Linked DNA regions of Homo sapiens: region 2 is linked to region 1. Evidence: chromatin contacts called from ENCODE Hi-C data. All regions are on one chromosome and are shown on one strand. Each heading gives the region's core, a stretch centred on a gene start or an enhancer-like site at or near the end of the contact. The rest is flanking DNA. Distances are from core to core; before and after follow the strand shown.

Region 1 (4,929 bases), core at 1,779-4,278:
GTAATACATTCCAGAAAGGGCCATCAGCGCTCGCCAAGTCCCCACATTCGACCATCTTTTTTCAGTCCTCATCCATCGTCATCTCTCTGCAGCTGTTACCCATTCTTCCTGCTTTAAAACACTAGTTCTCTGCCTTGACCACAAATTGTCATCACTTAGAGAACTTTAAAATCTGCTGATTCTTGGGCCCCTTCCTCAGAGATTCTGATATAATTGGTATGGAGTGTAGCCTGGGAATAGGAATGTCTGGATCCCTCAGATGATTCTAGTGGGAGAAAAGTTTGAGAAGCGCTGTGTTTTGTTTTTTTTTTTTTTTTTTTGAGAGTTATGCTAATCTTGTTTGTTTGTTTGTTTGTTTGTAGGTGCAGGGGTACATGTGCAGTTTTGTTACATAGGTAAATTGTGTGTCACTGGGGTTTGGCATACAGTTTTGCCACCCAGGTGATAAGCATAGTACCCAATAGGTAGTTTTTCTATCCCCTTCTTTCTCCCGCCCTCCACCCTCAAGTCAGCCCCAGTGTCTATTGTTCTCGTCTTTGTGTCTGTGTGTACTCATGTTCCCACTCATCAATGAGAACATGCAGTGTTTGGTTTTCTGTTCCTACATTAGTTCACTTAAGATAATGATGGCCTCCAGCTCCATCCATGTTGCTGCAAAGGACATGATCTCATTCTTTTTCTTTGGCTGCATAGTATTCCAGGGTGTATATGTGCCACATTTCATTTACCCAGTCTACCATTGATAGGCATTTAGAATGATTTCATGTCTTTACAATTATGAATAGTGCTGCAATGAACATATTCATGCCTGTATCTTTATGGTAGAACAATTTATATTCCTTTGGGTATATACTCAATAATGGAATTGCTGGGTCAAGCGGTACTTCTATTTTAAGTTCTTTGAGGAATCACCACACGGCTTTCCACAACAGCTGAACTAATTTACATTCCCATCAACAGTGTATAAGCATTCCCTTTTCTCTGCAACCTCACCAGCATCTGTTATCTTTTGACTTTTTAGCAATAGCCATTCTGACTGCTGTGAGATGGTATCTCATTGTGGTTTTGGTTTGCATTTCTCTAGTGATTAGTGATGTTGAGTTTTTTTTTTTACATACTTGTTGGCCACGTGTATGTCTTCTTTTGAAAAGTGTTTGTTCATGTCCTTTGCCCACTCTTTAATGGGATTGTTTATTTTTGCTTGTTAATTTGTTTCAGTTCCTTATAGACTCTGGATATTAAGCCTTTGCAAATATTTTCTCCCATTCTATAGGTTGTTTACTCTATCAATAGTTTCTTTTGTGATGCAGTAGCTCTTTAGTATAATTAGGTCCAATTTGTCCATTTTTGCTTTCATTGCAATTGCTTTTGGCATCTTTGTCATGAAATCTTTGCCAGGGCCTATGTCCAGAATGGTATTTCCTATCCTAGGTTATCTCCCAGGGCTTTTATAGTTTTAGGTTTTATATTTAAGTCTTTAATCCATCTTGAGTGGAATTTTGTATATAGTGTAAGGAAGGGGGTCAGCTTCAATCTTCTGCATAAGGCTAGCCAGCTCTCCCAGCACTATTTATTGAACAGGGAGTCCTCTCCCCATTGATTGTTTTTTGTCACCTTTATCAAAGATCAGATGGTTGTAGGTGTGTGGAGAAGTGCTGCTTTAAAATCATTGCTTGTTGTATTCCTGAGACAGACTGCTGTTCTGTGTTTTCTCCTACCTCTCGGTCACTTCTTTGTATCTGTCACTGCTATTTTTCTAATACTCTGATGGTTTTATCCATAGCATCTACAAACATAGCTCATTTGCATCTGAACACTTGACATCTAACTCAAGTTCCCCATATCTGCCTCTCTTGACTTACATATTTGGGTTAAAAGTCCATTCATTTTCATAGTTGCCCTGGCTCAAAACTAGACATGTGGAAAAGTCTAGACACTTAAAGCTTGATTCCTCTTTCTGCTGTTGCTGCTCTGTCCAGCCAGGGCCAGGCTGTTCTTTTCTCTCTCCTTCATCGTCTTTCATGGCTACTGCAATATCCTCCAAAATGTCTCTGCCTACCACCCTTCTCCCCTGGTTCCGTTTCCACCCCTCGATTATTGAATGGGTTTCTTCTCCATAGCATCTATCAACATCCTAATGGAGTGGTGTTCTCAGGGGCCCACCATGGGAATGTTGCAATAAATTTTGTTACAAAATAATATCCCTCCCCCGACATGCCAAGTCACCTTCTCCGGTGCATTTCTTTTCTTCCTAGCACTGGTCACCTTCTAATTTCACATTATATGTTTGTTAGTTATGTTTATTGTTAGATATCTGTCTCCCATCATTACAGCATAAGCTACATTAGGGAAGACATTTTTCTTTTTGTGTTTTTTGATTTGTTCCAAGATCCTAGAAGAGTGCCTGGCACTCAATCATCCTTTGTCAAATAAATTAATAAATTTCAGCCATAGTCAGCAATTAGTGAATTATTCACAAAGAGGTGAGTCCTGCTACCAGAGTTCAGAGTGCCCTGGTAGGATTGCCTCAAGCCCTTCTCCCTGAGACATCCTTGGGCTTCAGGAGGTGAAAAGGTGTAGAGTAGGTAAGGAGAAGAAGAGGTCAGCATGGTAGACCCATCAGATAAGACCATGTATTGATTTTTGCAGAACTTCTTTTGGTTGTTTCCTATTCCACTGTATTTATAAAATGTGGAAATCCCTTGTCACATCACTGTTCAGTCCTGACACAGCCCACAGAAAATTACAAGGGACATAGGCTATCTACTGGCTGAGCAGAGCTCAACAGGCACCAGTGATTTCTTCAGGGCTTCCCAGCACCAAAGATACAGCAAGTAATCTTTCTCTGAGATTAACCTGGCCTCCAGCCACCATAAACACTCAATCTCCCTTACAGGGAGGAAAGATTAAATATCTGATTAAAATTTTTGGCTGCTAATTTATTGAACTTGGATGGAGGAACTGTTTGCAAGTCACATGACTTTCCCTGTGTGTCTGCCGTCGTTGTCCCACGCAACAGAGCGAGGTCACCGTGCAGCTGAAAAACAAGGAGCAGCCGAGTCCACGGGGGCGGGTGGCCGAGGGGTACAGTTTTGGGCCATCTTGGACAACTGGGGGGTCAGTTCTTCCCCAGTTGGTTCAGGAAAGTTCACATAGTCTGTGGCTGTTTCTGTTTCAGCCTCTCACTCTCTGTTCTTGATGCTTTGTAGATTTGGTTCATTTCATCCCACCCCTGCCTATTGTTCTGAGCCACCCAGTGCAATGATGTCATGGGCAGCTTAAAAGTATACAGGAAGTCTTCAAAGCTGAATGACTTCAATATACTTTATTCCATGCGCTCTTGCTGCTGGCTGTCTATGGAAACTGTGCCCGGCAGAACTCAGGGAGGCAGCCATAGGGTTGGAGACTCTCCTCTCCTCCTCCCCCATTCCATGCTCCCCACCCCACCCCCGTGCCTACTGCTCCCATCCCTCACCTCCATCCCAGGGTTTGGACAGAGGCCAGACCAAAGGAGGGAGGGAAGCTAAGAGAAAGGAAAGCCAGGGGAATCGAAGGTCAAAGGGAGTTTCATCAGAAAAATAGGGGTGCAGGACTCCCAGGACAACCAAAGGTCACTTTTACTGGCCTTTGAGTGATAAAGTCAGTCTGTCTGGCAGAGCTGCCAGTCATGGTACTGCCCCTGGAGAGGAAAAAGTGACAAAAACCACAAGTGACTTGCCTCAACTTGCAAACTGCAGCAAGAGTGTGGCATGTGATGGCTGCCCAGGGATACATTTGGAGTAAAGTTAAACATGAGGTGGCTTGTAACAGGATAATAATAGCAGATGTGAGGATGGGGCTTTACTGTTCACACAGCACCTTTGTATATACATACTGTCCTCTGTGTCCCTCACAAATCCCAATGATGGAGGTAGGGAAAAGCATGAAGAAGGGAACGTTTTTACTTACCCAAAATCACTCAGCTGTCCAGGGTAGACTTGGGGCTCAAGTCCAGATCCCATGTTTTCCCAGCACTCCACTCTGTGCTCACATCACAGTCCTGGCTTCCTCTCCTTATCCCTACTCTTGTTAGAAATTACCTCTGAGTTCATCCTTGTCCAACTATCATTTTTTCATATTGCCGCACCTTGTGGAACTAGAAGAATTCTTCTTTGCTCCCACAAAAATAACACAGAGTTTGTGCCTGGCCGTGGTGCCTGTACCTGCTCAACCCTCCACAGCCTTGCAGGGAATGAATTTCATAGGTATACAGGCTAGCCTTCGTCACATTGTTGCAATGGCATTGTGCATTGCCTAGTCATTATTACACACCCTGAGGCAACTATAGTTACATGGTACTGGTATTGAGCTAAGAAAACATACTCGGAACCAGGTGTGTGTTTTCCTGAAGTCATTCTGCACAAGCACAGAAGACAGGAGTTCTCAATCTGGGGTCTATAGATAGAATTTAGGGGGGTGCCTTGAAACAGTGTGGGAAAAAATACATCTTTCTTTTCATTACACTTTAATTTAAATTTAGCATTTTCTTATGAATGTAGACAGCACACCACATCAGTATGTCAGTATATCTGTGACTTCGTTACCACTAGAAACTATAGATTTTTCAAATCACATTTCAGTTGTAGCAGGTATCTTGAAATAACAGTTATGCTCATCACTACTTGGAATTATAGTGTCAGAATTGGAGAATTATGGTATTAGACCTGCTGCTTAATCTTGTTATGCATTGCATTGTACAGACGCACAGATATTTTCATATCACAAACCTAGTTTCTGAACATTTCGATAACGCATGCCCCCAGCTGCACGGAAGGAACCCTAACCTTTTTCAAGATCCTTTATTCCACCCTGTCCTAATTATTTCTTGACGTTTCTGGGGATGTTTCAGACCATATTTCCACATAACTGGCTTCCTTTCTAATCCTAAAT
Region 2 (4,929 bases), core at 1,567-4,066, 79 kb after region 1:
GACTAATCAAATGCCCAGCTCAGGCTGAACATTGACTACCAGTGGGACTCTAGAAGCAAAATCATCTAAATCCCCACGGATCACTGGCTATATTAACATAACTTTACTATTCCCCAGTAGAGTAGTCCTCCTTTATCTGTAGGGGATATGTTCCAAGATCCCAGTGGATGCCTGACACCTTGGATACCACCAAACCCTATATATATACTATGTTTTTTCCTATACATACATACATATGATGAAATTTAAATTACAAATTAGGCACAGTAAGAGATTAACAACAGTTAATCTTAGGGCCAATGCTTAGAGCCCCTTTGAATAGCTCCAAATGGATTTCATACATCTGTTCTGGCAGTGGATTTGTTATGTGTCCTACTTATTGCTTGCTTATTCTTGGGAGGGGTGGAGCCCTTTCCTTGCAGGAGAAAGATGGCTCTAATAATTGCAAATTTAAAAACTTACTTGATATTGTGTTACCGACTTAGGGAATCCCAACCTATTGCTCTAGTAACAAGACCATTCATTTTCCTTGGTATACTGAGGAACTCCAATTTGGCCACCCATGATCCACATTTTCTAGGTCTTTACACCTTTGTGTAATCCTTGACTGCAGTCAGATCCTGACTTTGCCCTCTCCACTTTAAGACACTACTAAGACTCTGTCCAAGTCATGCTCTTTTACTGCAACAAGAATAAACTCAGTTTTTTGTTTTTGGTGTTATTTTGAAAAGTCAGCATTTAACAAAAGGCAATAAATGGGTCAGTTAGAGGACCTGGTGAAATGAGGAACAGGGAGAGAACTTGGTTTTAATATCCAGAAGTCAAGCAAACACTAGAGGAACCACCCACAAGGCAATGTGGACCCATGAATCAAGGAGTTATCTTATTTATTTGCTTTTATCAAAATCCTAACTGGTCTAAGCATCTGGAATGGCACTGATCTTACATGAAAAGGTGAAGTATTTCCAGCTATAGGGAATGGAGGAGCAGTGACTTCAGGGTCAGGGAGGTATATAAGTCATTAAGATGTATGTCGTTAGAGAGGGACAAGGACAATGAAAGTTCATTGGAATTTGTAAACTTTATTCCCAAGTACACATTTAAATGGCTGGAACCTTGGATTCTTGTTTAGAAGCTATATTGAGGGTAACTAAGGATGTCAAGTGCCCAAAAGAACACTTACCTGTATTTCATTCACTTGGTAAGTTCTCTCATCTCTCTGAGCCCAGGTTTTTGCCCTGTGTAAAGTATAAATGTAATTCCTTTCTCTAGACTCTTCACTGTAATTCACTTGCTTATATGAATTTGCTTGCTGTCTTTTTATTTCTTCTCTCTTCTCTAATTTGCCACATTTCCTTCACTTTTTGTTACTGAAACATGTCTGCAGGGAAACCAGTCAGTAGGACCCAAGAATTAGAAACTGGGGGGAAATGTTTTCAATATTCAAATAAGAATTTGTTGAAAGAACTAATGTAAACATGTCACTTGCTCTCTCAATATATGTAAAAGCTGGGAAGGAGAGCAGTGTGATCCTTAAGGGCCTCCCTTCTCCAGCCAACTCTCATTTATCAAGAGGCTCCTTATCCAGCCTTCTTGCTTTGGCCCTCCAGGGGAAAACTGGTGTAATGTAGGAGAAAGAACACCGGTCAAGCTTGATGAGTCCTGGCTTTTTCACTTATTAGCTTTATGCCCTTGGCAAGCCACTGAAACACTCTGAAGCTCAATTTCCTTGCTGGTCAGAAGAAGCTGTCCACTCCATGGGGTGCTGTGCAGGGCGTTAAAGCCCCTGATAATGGTAGTGGCTGCTATAATTACAATGAGATAAACATTTATGAATTGGCTTTGGCTTTCCTCATTGAACAAAAATGGAGTCAGAATTATCAAAGGGGACAGGCAGAGCCATTGCTACATTAAGGAAGTGCTTTGTAAACTGTAAAACAAATAACAAATTAAAAAGAGGCTTTGTATTCTTTCTTTTCTAGGTATGATTTTTATTGCTTAATAGCAGCATCAAGAAAACTGAACTTCAAATTCAAATTGAAAAGTGAACCTCAAATCAAGCAGTATTTCTCATCAGTAATGATGGGGAGGGATTTGAAAGTCCTGCTTACCATGTAAATTTGAACTATCTGGGAATGGGACCGCTCTCTGGCATGCATCACGCCAGCATTTTTACCAAAAATGGAGATTTCCTTCCACCTCCACTTCTTCCCAGTCAGGTCACATGAAACAGGGAAACTATGGGATCAGGCAAACCTAAATTTCATTCGTGATTCCACTTTAAAACAGGAAACTTATTATCTACTCTGTAGGAAAACATAAAATAATTTTTGCAAAGTACACAGTAGCAAAGGATTGGCTTCTTTCCATCCTGAAGATCTGCAGCTTAAAACAACTTCAGTGTGACATTGTTCCCTGATACCACACTCATAAAGTTTTATTCACACATAACAGACCTTCCTTCAAATCCCACCTCCTCCACTAAATAGCACATTATTCAACCTCAGTTTCCTCTTCTATAAAATGGGCACAATAATAGAACCTAGCTCACAGAGTAGAGGGGAACAGATGATAAAGTGCATTTAAATGCTTAGCCTGGTGTCTGACACATAATAAAATTTTTGCTAACAGAATTACAATAATACAAATAACAATAACATTTCAGTTCTATTCGAATTTGCACATTAACCAACACTTAGATGGGTCAGCAGCAAAGGTTTGGGGTAGTTTGCCATTTTTTCCTTCTTAAATTTCCTTGGCTGTGCTTCTTTCCCTCCCTTCCCAGGGCAGGTCTGTTTCAATTCAGCCGCTGGCTGGAACATCTGGCAGGTTGCCCACTCTTGACGTTTTCTGTTTGTGGAGCCAACAGGGTGGGGAGGTAGGGGGTTTGATCATCTTCACCACTGAGACATTGGAATCTGTTGAGTTAAACATTGCTCTACTGTTACCATCCCCTCCCTTTCCTCCTCCCTCCCTGTGAATGAATCTGGAAAGAATGAACCTGAAGTCTATCTTGAACAGCTATAAAACCTTTATGGTACGTGGGCTGCTCCTCGAGTAGTGGAGCATTAGCCTCCCTGTTCGTTCCTAGAGTAAACAGAACACGTCAGCATATTCCCTAACACGGGGTCAATGTCTGAGGGAGCGGTGCACTCCGTGCCTGGCACCTGCTAGTGTGAGAGGTCTGCTGGCAGCCACACACCACAATCAACTTTGATGACTGCATGCACTGCAGAGCTCACTACTCCCGAGCCCTTTTATTCACTAATATTTATCTCAAGATAGCAATATCTCCAAATCTTCCCTTTTGCTCAGCCCTCTAACCTTACAGAATCTATTATAAAGTATGTGCATATAGCTGATGGGATATATTACATAGTACCTATGTGTCCAATATTACATTTGCACCGAATTTTCTAAGTTAACTCTATGAGAGAAACCAAAGTTGAACTTGCACCCTTCCTTGGAGGAGCATGCTGGCTCTTGAGTCAGGCCTTAGCATTGCCCTGCTGTCCCGTTTGATGTCATCCATAAAGTGCTGCCTCACTACTGGCTGCAGTCAGTCTCCACACCATTGGCCTATGATTTATTACAGGTGCCATCTTTGAAGGATCCATGGCCCCATGCCATCACTTGACTGCTTACTTAAAATGTTTAAGTGTGTGATACTAGGTCTATAACCTTTTCTGATCCCACAGAAGGGACAAGGGAGAACATAATTCATTTTATTGGAGGTCACCATTATTCTTCCTTCTCTGTCTTTACCCTGTGCCGGCCAAATAGTCATACTTTATCCACTGTAAGTACTTTTTCCCCAGTCAGTTCTCCAAAGGTTTCTCTTTCCATATTGTCCTCCAAACTTTCTCATGTCTATTTCACACTCTTGTACTTTATTTGCGTTCTATTATAGAATCAATTAGATCCTATCCTGGGCAGAACTGTTCATTGTTTACAAGCATTAGGTCACCAAAGACCAATGACACCTAAAAACCAGTGAGCCACAATGACTGATACATCTACTCTTGCTTCATAACATAACCTTGAGAGGTCAGTTCAGAGTGTGAGCCCCATTTTACTAACAAAGATGATGAAATTGAGAGACTCAGTCTCTTATTTGTGGTGGCCTAATTAGTCCAGAAGCAATGTCATAATCAGTGCTAAAGTGAACATAGGAGAGAGAACATCAGAAAAAATCTCATTAGCCGGGGATGGTGGCACATGCCTGTAGTCCCAGCTACTTGAAAGGCTGAGGGAGGAGGATCCTTTGAGCCGTGGAGGCAGAGGTTGCAGGGAGCTGAAGGTTGCAGTGAGCTGAGGTAGTGCCACTGCACTCTAGCCTGGGCGACAGAGCAAGACCGTGTCTCAAAAAATAAAAATAAAATCTGAAATCCATAGTAATAAGAGGAAGTGGAAACATGCCCTTGGCTGGCTAAGGTAACAACTACACCAAACATTTTATATCAACAAACAAACAAAAAATTCAATCCCCAGTTACGATTCAGAGTTTGATTTATGGCAGATTTGGTTGTAATTCCTCTCTGAGATGACAGGTAACTGAGCTCGGTCCTACTTTAGTCATCAAATATTTTCCATGAATAAGCCAAGCCAGAATCTATGGGTAGATTTTCTTCCAGGCATAAAGTCATTGTAAATCCATAAGGTCATATTCTTTAATTTTATACTTCCATTGTGAACAACTCTGCAGTGGAAAAAATAATTCTATTTTTGTATTTTTGCTTTGAAAATAACCTATTTTATATAATTTATTTTTTCTAAATACACACGTATTTTATAAAGTTAATATATTGAAAAACACAAAGAAGAAAAGTTACCAAGAGTCACACTATCCAGATGGAACAGAAAACATTTTGCTATCTTTTCTACATGTAAATACACATATGCATTTTTAAATTTGGAACATACAATAGT

What was found. A loop is a pair of places that touch in the nucleus more often than their neighbours do. Pooled maps may share reads with other maps.
Region 2: a loop to region 1 is called in a map of A673, with 3 times the contacts of the local background. The contact joins two enhancer-like sites. A Hi-C loop is called at or near these places in 5 of 168 maps with a recorded cell type or tissue (A673, adrenal gland, body of pancreas and 2 more) and 3 of 50 pooled maps.

Annotation. Positions count from the first base shown.
Region 1 is chr18:22,601,648-22,606,576 of GRCh38, forward strand. No RefSeq gene overlaps it. Among named protein-coding and RNA genes, the nearest start is that of CTAGE1, 190 kb to the left of the region's middle. Within about 2 kb of position 3,029, at least 16 of the 41 ENCODE cell types and tissues checked have a DNase peak (open chromatin) inside an H3K27ac peak, as active enhancers do; they include adrenal gland, body of pancreas and pancreas, where a contact is called at or near this core.
Region 2 is chr18:22,680,440-22,685,368 of GRCh38, forward strand. No RefSeq gene overlaps it. Among named protein-coding and RNA genes, the nearest start is that of RBBP8, 250 kb to the right of the region's middle. Within about 2 kb of position 2,817, at least 11 of the 41 ENCODE cell types and tissues checked have a DNase peak (open chromatin) inside an H3K27ac peak, as active enhancers do; they include adrenal gland, body of pancreas and pancreas, where a contact is called at or near this core.